Linked DNA regions of Homo sapiens: region 2 is linked to region 1. A link is a loop called in an ENCODE intact Hi-C map of the cell type or tissue named here. Cell type or tissue: heart left ventricle. All regions are shown on one strand. Links, peaks and the distances in the headings refer to the core of each region. The heading gives the core; the rest is flanking DNA.

What was found. Hi-C counts contacts between places; a loop is a spot of excess contacts. Peaks named below come from ENCODE experiments on the same cell type or tissue, not always from the same donor. Only the 100,000 strongest peaks of a DNase experiment are listed, where the experiment ranks them.
Region 2: it touches region 1 in a loop (5-fold over the local background); 36 of 110 quality-filtered maps call a loop at or near these places.

Annotation. Positions count from the first base shown.
Region 1 is chr15:92,093,362-92,100,948 of GRCh38, reverse strand. SLCO3A1 (solute carrier organic anion transporter family member 3A1) reads right to left here. Exons shown (of 10, transcript NM_013272.4): 3 at 5,970-6,068. Among named protein-coding and RNA genes, the nearest start is that of SLCO3A1, 240 kb to the right of the region's middle. In heart left ventricle, for the core only: CTCF peaks have their summits at 1,914 (motif pointing left) and 3,184 (motif pointing left); no DNase peak of the experiment used is centred there.
Region 2 is chr15:92,387,920-92,395,506 of GRCh38, reverse strand. It overlaps ST8SIA2 (ST8 alpha-N-acetyl-neuraminide alpha-2,8-sialyltransferase 2), which reads right to left and starts at 1,626. Exons shown (of 6, transcript NM_006011.4): 1 at 1,345-1,626. The coding sequence starts at 1,442. In heart left ventricle, for the core only: a CTCF peak has its summit at 3,693 (motif pointing left); a DNase peak (open chromatin) is centred at 1,746; H3K4me3 peaks cover 1,112 bases; H3K27me3 peaks cover 3,689 bases.

The DNA.
Region 1 (7,587 bases), core at 1,173-6,172:
GGGACATATATCACTTCTGTGTGGAAGTGTGTATGAGCTGGTACATGACTCCACCCCCTCTTTCCTCCTAAGATGGTATCTGACAGGCTACAATAAATGAAATGTCCCTGTTGACCTACACTGGATGTAGCACAAAGAAGAAAGAACCCTTTAGTATTCTAAGCTGCTGAGAGTTGGGAGCTGTTTGTTACCGCAACATAACCTAGCCTACCCTGACTAGTACAAAAGGTTTAGGAAATAGAAATCCACGTTCTATAAGAACAGCAGTCTCAGGCAGGCTTGGCATAGCAAAAGTATTGTTTTAGATAAAAGTAGGGAGGAAGGCTTGAAAACCTCTTTACTTCTCTATTTGGTTCTAGTTAGTGTCTTAACTTTAAAAAAAATGGCTGCAGTTTCAGCCTTCTGGCAAGGGCTGCTTTCAGTAAGATGCCCAGAACAAAACTGAAAGCACCAATCTGTCTCATTTACTTAGATGCATTCAATTGCCAACAAAACTAGACACATGGATGAAGAAAGATGTTGAATAAAATGAGGTAGAGACAGTATCCCAGGCTGAGGGAACAGGCTGAGTCAAGGTGTGGCACATTCTGGGGACTCTAAGTAAATAGGCTCAACTCCCTCATCAAGCCACTAATCTACCCCGTGGTCATTCCAGATGATGAGAACAGATGCCATTTCATTCGGAGGGAAGTCTGGTAAAGGGGACAGGAGAAAAGGGTTGCAGAGTAGAGCAAAGAGCCATACACTGGGTGTACCATGAAATATCTGTCATGAAGCCAGGCACAGCTTGGACTTGTCTTGACATAGGTGTCAACAGGCATAGAAGGTGTTTCTCCTTTTCTAGATCCATTTTCCGTTTTTTTGTTTTTTGTTTTTTTTTTTTGAGATGGAGTTTCACTCTATTGCCCAGGCTGTAGTGCAGTGGTGAGATCTCAGCTCACTGCAACCTCCACCTCCTGGGTTCAAGCAATTCTCCTGCGTCAGCCTCCCAAGTAGCTGAGATTACAGGTGCCTACCAACACGCCCGGCTAATTTTTTTTTGTATTTTTAGTAGAGACAGGGTTTCACCATATTGGCTGGTCTGATCTCAAACTCCTGACCTCAGGTGATCCACCTGCCTCGGCCTCCCAAAATGCTGGGATTACAGGTGAGAGCCACTATGCCTGGCCTTACAAGATCAATTTTTCTAACCCTTCCACTCTTTGTATCTGACTTCTGGGTTGTTCTTATTTCTTGCTTGTGTTGGGTGAATTGAGAGCTGTTGACAGCTGTTTGCTCTCTCTGTCAAAGGTTAACTGAACTAGGAGGCTCATGGAGATTTCCACCCATTTCCAAGATCAAATGAAAAGTCACTGGAAATACAGTTAAACCAGTTTAAAACTAACCAACCAACCCACCCACACGCTCATGAGGATACTTGAGATTGTGAGAAGAGGAGATCAAAGCAAGTTGGGGACATTTACTTCTTTTTCCTGTGCCATATGGACTTTTTTTTTTTTGTAGTTCATTTACCCATTTGTTTAACCTATGTTGCCAAACTTTTGCTATGGGACTCAAGAATTCCAAGAGTATCATTAAGTTACAAACCTAATTAGAAACTGGAGACAGGAAGGGACTAAGGCTGGAGGGTGGCATTGAACATCTAGAATCGCAGCCATTGGGCTAATTAGCCCAAAATGAAGGAATCTAGCAGTAGCAGCCAGCCCTCAGGATGGCAGAGCAGGAGGCTCTCAGTCTGTTGACCTTTTTTGTGAAGCAAACAGATGGCCACATCTTGTTCCAGCTGCAAACGCCATGCAGCCTTCTGCGAGGCCGGCTGGTGTGTGCCTCAGGACAAGTCTGCATGGATGTGCTGGTGAGGCTAGGCCATCTCAGCAAGGCCTTTGTCCATGGAAGGGAGCCGCCTTCTGGCTAAATTCCTGGAGATGTTTCAGGGAAGCCAGCTGTTCTGTTAAGAGTGGGGCTTTGAGGTCAGACAGGCCTGGGGATGAATCCCTGCTCTATCCCTAGCTGTGGAAACTGTTAACCTCTCTCGGATTTCTTATTATAAGTATTTATTGTGTGCTTACTATATGCCAGGCACTGTGCTAAATGCTTTGCATGAGTAACTCATGCCATCCACACACAGACTCAGGATGTGTGTGCGATGTCCCCAGGATCACAGAACTCATAAGGGGGTGTAGTCAGGATTCAAATGGAGTCTGATTCCAGTGCTTGAATTCTTAACCACTGCATGATAATGCCTCACCTAACAGTAGGATCTACACTCCCATGAGAATGTGCTGAGGCTCCAATGAGGCAATCTATGTATAGCTTTAAGAAGTGACCAATTCATGGCTGCTGTTACTACTAATCTTTTTGTAATAAACCCACATAGTTAAGGTTGGCCAAGGCAGTGATTAGATATGTACTCTGCTACTAAGTCCGTTTTTTCAAGGTCCTGTTCTCACCTGGGTTTCAGTTAACAAAGAACCTAAAAAAGAAATTCTGGAGGCACCATCATTTCCTCCCCCAGCTCTCAGGGGAGGGATTTATTCTCCCTGAGCTGAGGAGCAAAGGGAACCACGTAGCGATCAAACATGGATGAAAGGCAGCAGCGGGAGCAGCCCATGTCCAAGTGGAGCCAGCTGGGACCTCCAGGCAAGGTGCCCCGTGGGGGCTGTCACCCCAGAACTGGCCCATGTCTACAACCAGCCCTCCTTGGCACCCCAGCTGCATCTACTCACAAGTTTCAACCAGGCTTCCTCACTGGATTCTCCTCTCAATGCTGGCACCAGGCTATGTGGTGGACGCCGCCTTCTCTCCTCCATCTACCCCATAACGAGGGCCCTCTGTGGACCTGCCTTGCTCCTTCCCCACAAATTTTAGGCTGCTGCTTTTCCTGGACCCCAATCTCAGTGGGGACTTCAGAAACATGTGTCCACGTGTGTGGCCCTTGCCTATTAATGCCTACAGTAATGTTCCCATACATTGGACAGCCCTACAGAAGAGCACTGTTTTAGGAAAGCAAGGAAAAGATAGGGGAGGCCCTAAAGCAATTAAGAATCCCCTCCTCAAATACAGCCCAAATCCACCTGCAGGCGGCAAGTTTCACAAGACTAGAAACAATAAAAACTGCTGGCAACTATAGAATTCTATGGCTGACTCCCTAAATAGGATAAATGATATTCTTCTGCCCTCTACCGGTAAAGAGCTGTGCCACACGGTGCCTCACGGTGCCTCCGGGAAGGACGCAAACAAAGACCGTGACTGACAATGCACCTTGCATTCTTTGGAAACAGAAAGGGAAGTCCGCTATCAACTTGGTGGGGAAGCCTGTCATCAGCGAGATGCCCACACGGGACTGAAAGGAGCCCACCTGCCTTACATCCATGCAGGCACCAAGTAGCCAATGAGCCTGGAACCATGGATCACACCGCTCCACCCTGGGCCTTAACGGGCAAACAGAGATGCCGAACACAGTAAGATGGGAACAGCATTCCAGGCTGAAGGAACAGTCTCAGCAAATGGAGGGAACTGGGAGTGGATGGGCTAAGCCCCCTCCAGCCATCTGTCTACCCGCTGGTCATTTCAGGCACTGAGAAAAGGTGCTGTTTCATTCTCCTAAGAGAGTTTGGTGAGTGAAATCTCCACAGGCAGGCTCAGGAGATCGGGGTTTTATAGAGATACATTCCTTGGATTGGGGACATCCCTTCCCCTCTCTGTGACTTGGTTTCCTCATTTGTAAAATGAAAGAGTTGGAAAGGAATGATGTCTGAGGCTCTTTCCAGCTCAGATATTCTGGTCATTCGCAGGCTTTTGGTTCAAGGCCACCACTGATAGCACTGAGGGCAAAATATGCTATCTGGCCACTTTGCTACCCTTCAAGGTGGCTTCCCCATTGCATCAGGAGTATGCCTCCTCTCTATCCCCTCTGCTGGCCCTGTCTTGTGCTGCCTTGGGTGCAGTGGTGGAAGCTGGCCTGTCTATACGAGCAAGATGGAAACTGACTCACTTCATGTGTCCTGTGTCTTCCCAGCCTACCTGTTACCACACTCCCTAGGAAACGGGTTCAAAGGGCCAGCCGACGGCTGCAAAACACCAGCACTCAATCACCTTCGGAACAGACTCAGCACTTTAAAAGTATAAATAAATAGGGCTGCCTCTGATTTTTTTTTTCCACTTGGAAATTTGTAACATCATTAGCTACAAGTAAATATATCAGTAGGATTAATGGAGTGAATCACAAAGCGACTTGGATTTAAAACCACATTATTTCTTTGGGGTGAATTAGTAAATTTAGCATTGTCAAGAGATGATGGATTGAGAACCTGGGGACTGAGAATTCTTACTGATCCTGAGGATAGATCGGCATGAGAAGCAGAGGCTGGAATGGCTTCTCACCCTCTGTTTTCAGAGAGAAAGGAAATATGGCTTTGCTGCATGCTAAACTACATGGAAATATAGTGTTCCTTTTCAGACACAAGGTAGAGATGTGACAGCACATGGTAGGCAATGACCCAGACGGTCCCCTAAAGTCCCTGCTGCCTGGTATTCTGGTCCTTGTGTAATAATCCCTTCTCTTTCCATAGTAAACCTGAACAAGTGACTAGCTTCTAACAAACGAAATACAGCAGAAGTAATGAGATGTCACTTCTGAGATTAGGTTATAAAAAGACTGTGACTCCTGCCTCAGGTGCTCTCTCTCACCTTCTCTTGGGTTGTTTGCTTCAGGGGTGTCACGGTGAGGTAGTCCCCTCCTGTGGGCCCATGGCAGTGAGCTTGGAAGTGGATCCTCCCCAAGCTGAGCCTTGGGATGATCCAAGACCAGGTTGCCACCTTGCAACACCTTGACTGCAGCCTCATAAGAGACCCTGAGCTAGAACTGCCCAGTGAAGCTGCTCCTGTATTCCAGACCCACAGAAAAAAATACGAAAAACAGTATGATAAGAAATGTCTGCTGTTTTAGGTCATTAGGTTTGGGGTTATTTCTTATGCAGCAACAGGAAACCAATACACCACGTGACTTGCTTTGGTTAATGAAATATGAGGGGAAACACTGTATGTCATTTCTGAGTAGAGGTTTCAAGGGCCAGAGTAAAACTGGTTTCCTGTCTTGGTAACTGTGCAAGCTGGGGTCAGGATGGAACTTCTGTGGGCCTGGGCCTGGGGGGCTGAGAATGCTTATCGATCCTGAGAGTAGATCTACAGGTCACCACGATGAGCCAAGTCTCCCTGACCCTGACACTGCTGACCTACACTGCATATGTAGTGTGACCAAGAAATAAACCTTAGTTGTATAAAATCACTGAGGTTTTGGGACTGTCTGTCACCACAGAATAGTCTAGCCCATCGATCTAGCATCCCATTCAATCCCACAATCATGGATTGGGGAACTCAGGGTATTCTGAGAAATGCACTTGCACTTCCTGCTAAGAACACAGGTTCTGCTTAAAATGGTTTTGAATGTGGATATTTCCTCACAAAGGCCACCACAACAGTGTCTTCTAAAAGGATGTTCCAATATTCTGTCTCATTGACCCCGTTTGTACACTTGCACCTCCAGAACACATGCTCCAACTTTTAGTTTGGAAAGTAGGATCCTCATATAGGTTAATGGGCCCCCACTCAATGAGGATATGCCAAGCATTTCTACACAGACACTCTCATTAAATTCTTATCTGCCAGGCCGATGTAATTATTGTTACCCTTTATTTACAGATAAGGAAAATACAGATTTGAGGAGTAAAATCAGCTATTGGGGGTTATTCAGCCTCTAGGTAGATGTTGGCAGAACCCAGACTTGAGTCAGGCCCTCTGAACCAACACTCACGTTCTTTCATCTAATCTCGGGTGAGCCCCAGCTACAGAGGCAGGGGCATCAAGACTGTCTCTTAGCAAGAAGGTTTTAGAACCCACAGGCTGAAGCCGCATTTATGAGGGAGGAAACGCTTGCGGATGGAAGGTAGACATGGAGATATATTCCTTACTTGTGTCAATGAAGACCGCATCCACGTAGATTTTGGTACAGAAAGAGCCCAGGATAAACCCGCAGGCTGGTCCAAATACCAGCATCGTGAACAGGATTCCTGAAGGAAGATGAAGAAAAAAATAGATTACAAAACAGAAGCTATTCGATGAGCAAAATCACCAAAGGTCAAGGAGATTATTTTACATTGATGAGATGAGATGACATTAGGAATTCATCTAAAAATCCTAGAGGGGAAAGGCTGAATTTCTAATTTTTGGAAACTCTATGAAAGCACTGTATATTATGCTACAATTCTATAGTATTTCAGGTAGGTTGCTTTGAAATTTGTGTCCCTTACTTTTAGAGGACTTCACCCCACATCAAACATATTAAAATACATCCGCATCTATCATTAAATATTTTTTCTGCCATCCACACTTTTGAAAAGGCTTTTATAATTTTGCTTTTACATTTACTTACTTTTATGTAACTTATTTAATTTATGGTTGGCTAAGATCCCTTGACACCCACTGTGCAAACTCAAGAATTTTTTGTGAAGTGAGGATAATCTATGCCACAAATTATTTTCAAATATAATAAAACGTTCAAGACTCCGAAATTCAGCAAATAACAAAGTTCACACGATGGTAAATATCTAACATTTAATTACACATTTATTAATTTCAATTCTTCAATTTCTGTCCACGTTTTGAAGTCATTATCTGTTTCCACTGTTGTTGTGGCTGCTTGTAACAGCTGTTCAGGAATTAAGTGATTCTGTAGCACTTGAGAAAATGGCAGGCTCTGGGCAGTGCTTAAGTATCTGATCGATACAATACCTGGTATTTTACACAGAAATTTTAGGACATTCTGGGAAAAGTACTGATCCCAAATTCAAACCCACAGGCTGTATCTATTTAAATTTCAATTTGGTAGACATTTCTTGAGCACTGACAGTTCTCCAGGCCCTGGAGGCAAAAATAAGAGTCCAGAAAGTGGCCCTTCCCTTTAGAAGCTGGCCATCTGATGAGGACAGTCAGTGCATGGGTAATTCCAGGCCAGGCAGCTCCAAGGTTGGGTGCTAACAGGCCACACGGGCACCTGGAGAGCAGGGTGAGAGATGAATGTCACTTGCTGGGAACCTAAGCCCAGTGGAGGGTAGCTCTCCAGCCTAGTCTGTTCATAGGCGTAGACCAACTCACCCTAAATTCTCTCGGTGATGTCATTGTGGAACCAATCACATATTCATCCATTCAGTCAAGTTTTACTGAGCTCCTTCTATGTGCCAAGTACTATTCTCAGGGTTGGGGATTCAGCATTGAACCAACCAGTAAAAATCCTAGCCTCGCTGACTTGAAGCTTTCCCTCCTCCGAACTCATTCATTGACTTGAGGTGGGGAAAAACAACTTAAACTACACAGAGGAAGGCAAATGGTTTTTAAATACCGGGCAAAGGAAGCCGCGTAATATAGTTTGCATGTTTGTCCCCTCCAAATCTCATGTTGAAGTGTAATCCATAATATTGGAGGTGGGGCCTAGTGGGAGGTATTAGATCATGGGGGCAGACCCCTTATGAATGGCTCAGCACCGCCCCCTTGGTGATGGGTGTGCTCTCACTCAGTTCACACAAGATCTGA
Region 2 (7,587 bases), core at 1,108-6,107, 290 kb before region 1:
CCCAGCGGAGTTCACAGAAGGAATTCCAGGGAGATGGGCAGGGGCAGGGAGAAAATGAGAGCAGGAAGCGGCACTTGTCACAAGTTTTTGTCCTTGGGGCCTCGGCATCCCGCCTGGGCCCAGGACTGGCATCTCCCATTTGAGGGACTGACAGTGTGGCGGACCCTCAACTAGCACAGATAACAAATGAAGTAACAAATGGGACAAAGGAGGGGCGCACGCGGCGCGGGACTCGAGAAGAGCGCCTGGCAGAGCACAAATCCCACAGAAGAAGAGACCTTCTGCCCTCTTTGAGACCTCACCTTCCCCTTGCCCAGGGCCAGGAAGCTCTCCTCGGGCCTCCTCAGAACCCCGGCTGCCTCCCCACCTGTCGTCTACCGCCCTTTGGAGGTTCCGGAGAGGGGCCCGGCCCGGCGAGCCGAAGGCTGCGGGGCGGGGCGCGAGTCTCAGCCCCTGGGACACACAGCCGGTGCGTCCCGCGCCTCAAGTGCGCACTCCAGGAAGTCCGGAGCCGGGAGGATCCGGGCTCGCGGTCCCACCCTACCTCTGGCGAGGTCGGGAGAAAAAAAGCGCCAGATCGCCCGCCTGAGGGCCCAGAAGCCCACCGGGCGGCGGTACAGACTTTCCCGAAATGTCTCCGTCTCCGCGCTGCGAGCGCACAGGAACCCAGGGTCGCCGGGGTTGCCGTGGCTTGGCTGAACGTCCAAAGCCAGGCGAGGGCGGGGGGTCTCAGTCCAGCTATGCGAGCCCTTCTCTAGTGGTGCCAGCTCCTACGCCGGGCTCCCGGGCCGGCGGGAGGCGCGTGTGCCTGTCTGTGTGTGCAGGGGACATTCCGCTTCCCAGTAGCCCATGCAGAACCCCGCCCTCCGCTCCGGCCCCAGGAACCCCTCCCCCAGCTCAGAGATCCCTGCGCGCCCCCTGCCCACTTTGCCAAGGCGAGAAAGCGGCCGTGCTGGAGACAAAGAAACTCCTGCCTCCCTCCACTCTCGGCCCCTCCGCCCGCCCGAGACACTCCCCGGCGCCCTCCCTCGACCCCGGCGACACTGCGCTTGGACACGCCAGGCAGGGGGGCAGGGTGGGCGAGTCCGCTTCCCGACGCGGGCCAGCTGGGGGCTTCCCGTGAACCCCGCCCGGGGACACCCCACAGCAGCCGCGCCCCCACCCTCCTCTCCCCAAACCGTCCCGGGCCCCTGTCGCCGCCACCTTCTGCCAAACCGTCCCCATCTCTCCAGCGGAGCTACAGCGGGGCGCGGCGCACACAAAGGGGGTCGGAGGGTGGAGAGTACAGAAGGAGGGAGAGATCCCGCCAGGGCTCGTGGCACGGGCCTGGGAGCAGCTATTTACCCGATTTCTTCTTCGATCTCTGAGATGTCTGCGAAGATGAGGAAGACCACGAGCAGCGTGAGCGCGGCCAGCATCCAGCTCCGGAACTGCAGCTGCATGGTGGGTTCGCGCCCGCCGGGACCCACGCGGGCCGGCGCGAGGAGCAGGGGCCGGAGGGCGCAGCGGCGGACGCCGGAGCCTCCGCGCGCCGCGCGCAGCTGGGCAGACACCCTGCGCTCCGGACGAGTCCGGGCCGGCGGCGGCAGCGGCAGCGGCAGCGGCAGCGACAGGCAGGGGTTGCTCAGGCGCGGCGAGCCCGCTCGCTCCCTCCCGGCTCCCGCCTGCCCCTCCCTCCCTCCTCTCCCTTCCCCCGCCCCGCGCCCGGCTCCGCGCGCAGTTTGACAGCTTTGCTCCGCGCCTCTGCTCGCCTCCTCCCACCAACTCCAGCGTCCAGGCGCTAGCCTTTGCTTCTCCCGCCTGGCTTTATTCAGCTCCCGAGGGCGCGGGGATGCAGCCGGACGCCACTCCTGGCCTAGAGAGACTGGGCTCTGGCCACCGCGAGCGACCGGGTACGGAGCTGAGCCCAGGGAAGTGCGCGCACCGCCCGGCGCACCCCTCAGGCTGGCAAACGCCCTCCCTCGCCCGCTCTTTGTCCAGCTCCCTCGCCTCCTCGCAAAGTTTTCTCGACACAAAGACCAACACCTGGGGACAGCCCCCAGCGCGCGGCGAGAAGGCGGTTTCAGCCAGGCAGATGTTTCAGCAGTTGATGAATTAGGAGGGGAGGTGGGGGAAGGGGAGGAGAGAAGAAATATCCAAGACAGGCCAACTTCAGTGAAGATGCTGACTACAGTTTGTGGGCGAGGCTCTCAGCCCTCGAGAAACCACTCCCTCCAGGTGCTGATCTTTATCTCCATTTATAGACCCGATACTGGGTCGGGAGAGCTCTCCGAGCTGCCCCCAGATCACGCAGTCCTGGCTGGAACCCTCGGCTAGAACCCCAATGGGAGACTCAGCGCCCGCCTTCCCTCCGCCCTCGCGGTGCTGACGCCGGGTGGCCTTCATCTCCCCAGTTCTTGGACTCTCAATGACCCTAAGATCAATAACCGCGGGAGGCCTGTCTTGATCAAAATGCCTTCTAGAAAAATATGGCTCCCACAAGGGGTAATGCCCCCCACCCTTCCGAATATTGTACACTTTCACAGCCTTAGACAGTTTAAGTCAAATTACATTTCACACCAACCATTGGCCAGGGGTGGGAAGGGCCCCATTAAGTTTTACTGGAATTAGATAATTACCTTTTATTTTCTTTGCACGAATTGGAACAATTCCTGAAATTAAGAAATGTAACTTTCCAGAAATGATCATCTGGTTTATGAAAGGGTCCTTTGGGTTTGAGTGTGGGGAGGAGGAGTCCTGTTGGAGAAGCTACATGGAATGTCCTAAGTGCTGGAAACCACACCCCAGTGAATGGGAGGGGCGTGTCGGCCTTATCCCCTGGACCACTCAGAGGAGTTTGGCGAGGGGCTGGCAGCAGCCAAGTCCCTTCATGGCGCCCCCGGGGATGTAAGAGGGCCTTCTGATTTTCTACCAAAGTACTGCTTGTGCCCAGAGCCCTTCTGCCCCTTCGTGTGTAAGGAGGGGCAGGAGGGAGGCTTCCAAGCCGGGGGCTGCTGCCCTTGTTGACCCTGGGAGCCAGGGCAGGCTCTCCCCTGCAGGAAGAGGTCCCATCACCCAGCCTGGAGAATGGATTAGGGAAGCAGCACAGCGTCAAGGGAGAGCTCTGCCTCACCTCCTTTGAGGAGTGCCAGGAGCAGATGTCTTTTCCCCAGAGGAAGCGTGTACTAATTCCCACCTCAGCGCTTCATTTCCTTCCCATTCCTTGGCGAAGTCAGCGCACCCTGCTCCTTTTACAGTAAGCACTTCGAAAATACCATGTATTTTTCTTGGGGTGAGGTTTTTCTGATGTGGAGAACAATGTTGGACGTCACTCTCCCTGTCTGTTAGAGGCAGGGATGAGACGTCAAAGGAGAGTTTCCCATCAGTGTGGCTGGCACGGGGTCTAACCATCCTTATTTCAAGTTTTCAAAATGCCAAAATCTTTCCCTTTGTCTTGCTTGAAGGGTGGTTTAGGAGGTGTGGAGTGGTTTTTGTCATCATTTTGCCTTGTTTTTCTGAAGGGAATGGTTGGGATACCTGAATAGGGAGAGGAAAGTACAGGATGCGCCTGGTATGCTGCTCTGTATTTGAATCGCTCCTCCACTCACTCCAACGTGCAGCAATATTTAACCTACCTTGTACCAGGCTCTGTGCTAGGAGCTAGAGACACCAAGTGGAGAGAGACACCTCGGGTTTCCTGCCCTCTAGTGGCTCACTGTTCACAAGGGAGACAGACATTCAGGTGTCTAATTATGATAGGGGATTTGAGCTGCAGTAGACCTAAGGTCTCCTGGCTCACTTATAATTGATTAATAAGATCCCCCAAAAGAGCAAGAAGAAACTGACCTTTCTCTCCTCTGTTCTCTGCTTCTCTGCTTCTCTACCTACTGCACTCTTACCATGCAGAACATCATGGAAGTGTTGCCGTGGTACTAAATTCACCAGGTCGGGTCAACCTCATTGCTGCAAGCACAATTACAACAGAGTCTATTTCCATTTCCTGTTAGGTGACCCACGATTACAGCAGAATCTATTTCCGTTTCCTGTTAGGTGGCCCATGTTCTCATCCCAGGCTCAGTCTTCCTTCTTTGCACCCACCAGACCAGAGTCATATGAGTGGACAGGAAACAGTGGAAGCTTTTGTTGAATGGTTCGATTCCATATAGAGAGATCCCTGTAATCAGACCCACAGAGCAATATCTCTCAAGTATACCTGCTCGGAAGTAGAGCTAGCTTCCTCACATAGACGCTGTCCTTGCGATGAGAGTCACTGAAGTGGGATTTTTCTTGGAGGGTGATGGGGGACCCTTGTGATCGTTGACTATAGAATACCTGCTATCTGTGATCACTTAGGTTTGGGTCTCGTTGGGCCAGCTCCTTTAACAAGTGATTGTGTACATACACCACCCGTTGCTGCCTCTGCAAAAATGAGTTTGTTCCTGGAATCTGGAAAGAGGAAGACTGATGAGATTGGTGGAGAATGTCAGACTGGTGATGTGAACTGCCACATGGGCATGTGCTTGGCTTGGCCACCCTGACCCCTCCCCTCCTGCTTACCCCTCTGTTTAAGCAAGTCTCTTTTCCTGCCTTGGATTTTCCAAGAAGCCCGAAGGTCCTACAGCCATCACTTCTGTAGACTAAGTCATTGAATGTTTGGGTTAAAATGAGGAAGTGGTGGCAAATTAAAGGCCATTACCACCCATTAACATTTTAACTCAAATTAATTGAGTATATAAGCTATTCAGGCAACTGGTAAGGCCCTGGGCAGTTTGTAGTAATGAGGGACAGAGGGCCAAGAGGCTTTTCAGAAGCTCAAAGGAGCCCAACAGGGTCACACATGGACACCCCTTCCTTGTGTCTGACACTGGCTGAGGGCATGTTTGTCCTTCTAGCTGCAACCTGGAGAATGGGGAACCACCCAAAGCCTGAATTCGTGGAAACTCTAAAACTGTATCTACCATTTACACATAGGGCTAAACTCCCCCTCTCCACCCCAGCTATGCAGAATCTTCACCTGAGCGACTTCTTGGGAGTAGTAAGGTCTGTATTGATAATAACTTGTCCAAGTGACTGGCTGGAAATGGGGGCAAGTCGGACGGGGGAGGGAGCAAGGGGGAATGGAGCTAACATTTGGGAGTGCACACAAGTTCAAGGCGCTGGCCTGGGCTATTTCTCTGATTTAATCCTGGCAATCCTTTCATATAGATATCATTATCTCCCTTTTACATTTGAGGAAACTGAGGCTCAAAGAAGCTGATTTCCTACCCTGACCCAGCAACATGTGGGACTGTGGGATGGCCAATATCCTCTTCCGCACGTGGGGCAATTCTAAATAGATTTGTAAACAGGCATCTTCTTTAATTCTGACTATGTGCCCTTAGTTCTGGCATGTGAGGATTCTGGGAACAAATCTATCTTCACTCACTGCACACCCTTCATCATTTGTGAGACTATAGTAATAAATCTCTGTTTTCATCTTTCCACATGGAAAAAACGAGTTATTTCAATCAATTCAGACTTAAAAAAACCTTAAGAATAAATAATAACAATCGCATTCAAAATTCTGACCTAACACCTTTGAACTCGCTCCAAGAGCAATTTAGAATGTGAAATAACTACAAAGTGGTAATGGTCTTGCTTTTTCATCATCTCTGAAGGGGGAACTGTATGTGTGTTGGGACTGGGTAGGATGGGAGGGTGATGTCAACAGGTAGAGTATCATAGTCGGGATACATTCATTGGCTATTGTGTTTCTGCACTGCTAATAAATGAGAGAATTTGCCTTATCTTGAGAAATTTACATTAAATTTGAGTATTCTCACAAATGCAACGTTTTCCGCTTTAAAATCAGACTCAGAGTGGTAAGAATATGGAAAAGTTAACGGGCACATTTGCATTCCTTTTGTAACTTTTTTTAAATAGCAAAATTATAGTTTAGCCAAGGAAAGAAAAGAAATGTACTCAGGCGATTGCTGTAAATATTTCCGAGACTATCAGCAAGAGATCTTGGGAGGGGTGTGAGAATGAGCTCCACAGCGAGCTGGAAGTGGTAGTGGGCAGGGGGATGGTTCAATGTTTTTTTGTTTGTTTGTTTGTTTGTTTTGCTGGGAGTTTAACAAACTCTTCAGCTGGCATTCAAGGCAGTATTGAACCAAAGCATGAAGTCAGGTACCAGACAACAGAGAAGAACTAAAAGGAATGTCCGCTCACGATTCTCACCAGGGCTTCGAGGAATGATCACTGTGATCTCAGTCAGACTTCCTGGCTTGCCCAACTTCTTGGCTTGCCCACCTTTGCCCAGAGTCCAGCATGGCCCCTTCCTTGTAGGCATCTGAGGAAACTGGCCCGTGTTGACCATCCCTGGCTCTCAGTCTTGTGCCACTTCTCTTAACCTTAGTTTGGATCATGGACCTCCACATTCTCAGAGCTGGAAGGGTTGGTGGAGATGGTGCTTTCCCACTCATTCATTTACTTGACAAGCATTGCTTCATTGCCTCTTACATGTCTGGAATTATGCTGGAGGGCTGGGATGTAGCAGCAAATGGGGTAAACGCAGCTGCTCCCCTGGTGGAGCTTGGAGTCCAATGGGATTTTCTAGATGAAAAACGCTGTGATGAGAGACCAAGAGACTTGCCCACAGTCCCACCACTTGTTTCAGAGCTGAGAACAGATTCTAGCTCTCCTGCCTCCTAGCTGAGTTCAGTTCTAGTTCTCCTTCATACATAATATTTTATTTCATGTTTGTGATACTTCAGTGAGATTGGAAACTCCGAAGGGATAGGGACTTTTATTCCTCTCTGGCCCCACATTATCTAGGAGGAAAGAACCCCAGTCAATACCTGTTCCCATCATGGTCAATTTCAAACCATCATCGTCACGTTGCTGAAGGCAGAGTTAGGAAAAGATGTGAACCGCCCAGCATGACACAGTATTCCCACCATATTCATACAAGAAACAAGATAACTTCAAGAACATAGATCATGGTCAAGGGTGGAAAATGAAATTAGGAAGTGATGAGTTCTGAGTATTTATTGCCTTTGTTTTTGATATAATTTATTGAACTTCAAGTTGATATATTTCCATTTTTAATAATGACTGTATTGAAGAGCCAGCATGAGCCACCTCCAGCACAAAACTAGGGACCAGTGGCAACAGGAGGTCGCCAAAGTCACAATGCCTTTGTGAGCATGCCAGGTGAAATACTGTTTCTAAAGTAAACTCGAAGCGGCATAGTCCCCAAAGACATGGCAGCGTTTGCCAGGATGTCGACCCGCTGGGATGTTGGCACCAAACACTGGACAGAGGAAGGAGACTCTTGGTGCCAAGTCAGTTTCTTGTAAAATGTCCCTTTGGGAATCCTCTTCCACTTCTCCCCTGCCTCAAATGCCATCTGTGTGGTTATACATCCTCTCTTCCCAGTCCTCAGATCAGATTTGTCAGAGCAGACTAGGGAAAACTGGGAGCGGGGGGGTGATCAAGAGACCAATTTGGCTGCATGAGTATACTAGTTTGGATTGGATTTGGCTACAAGGGACAATAAACCCAAAATGCTAGTGACTTATTCGAAACAGAAGTTTATTTCTTCTTCATGTGCCAGTCGTCCAGCAG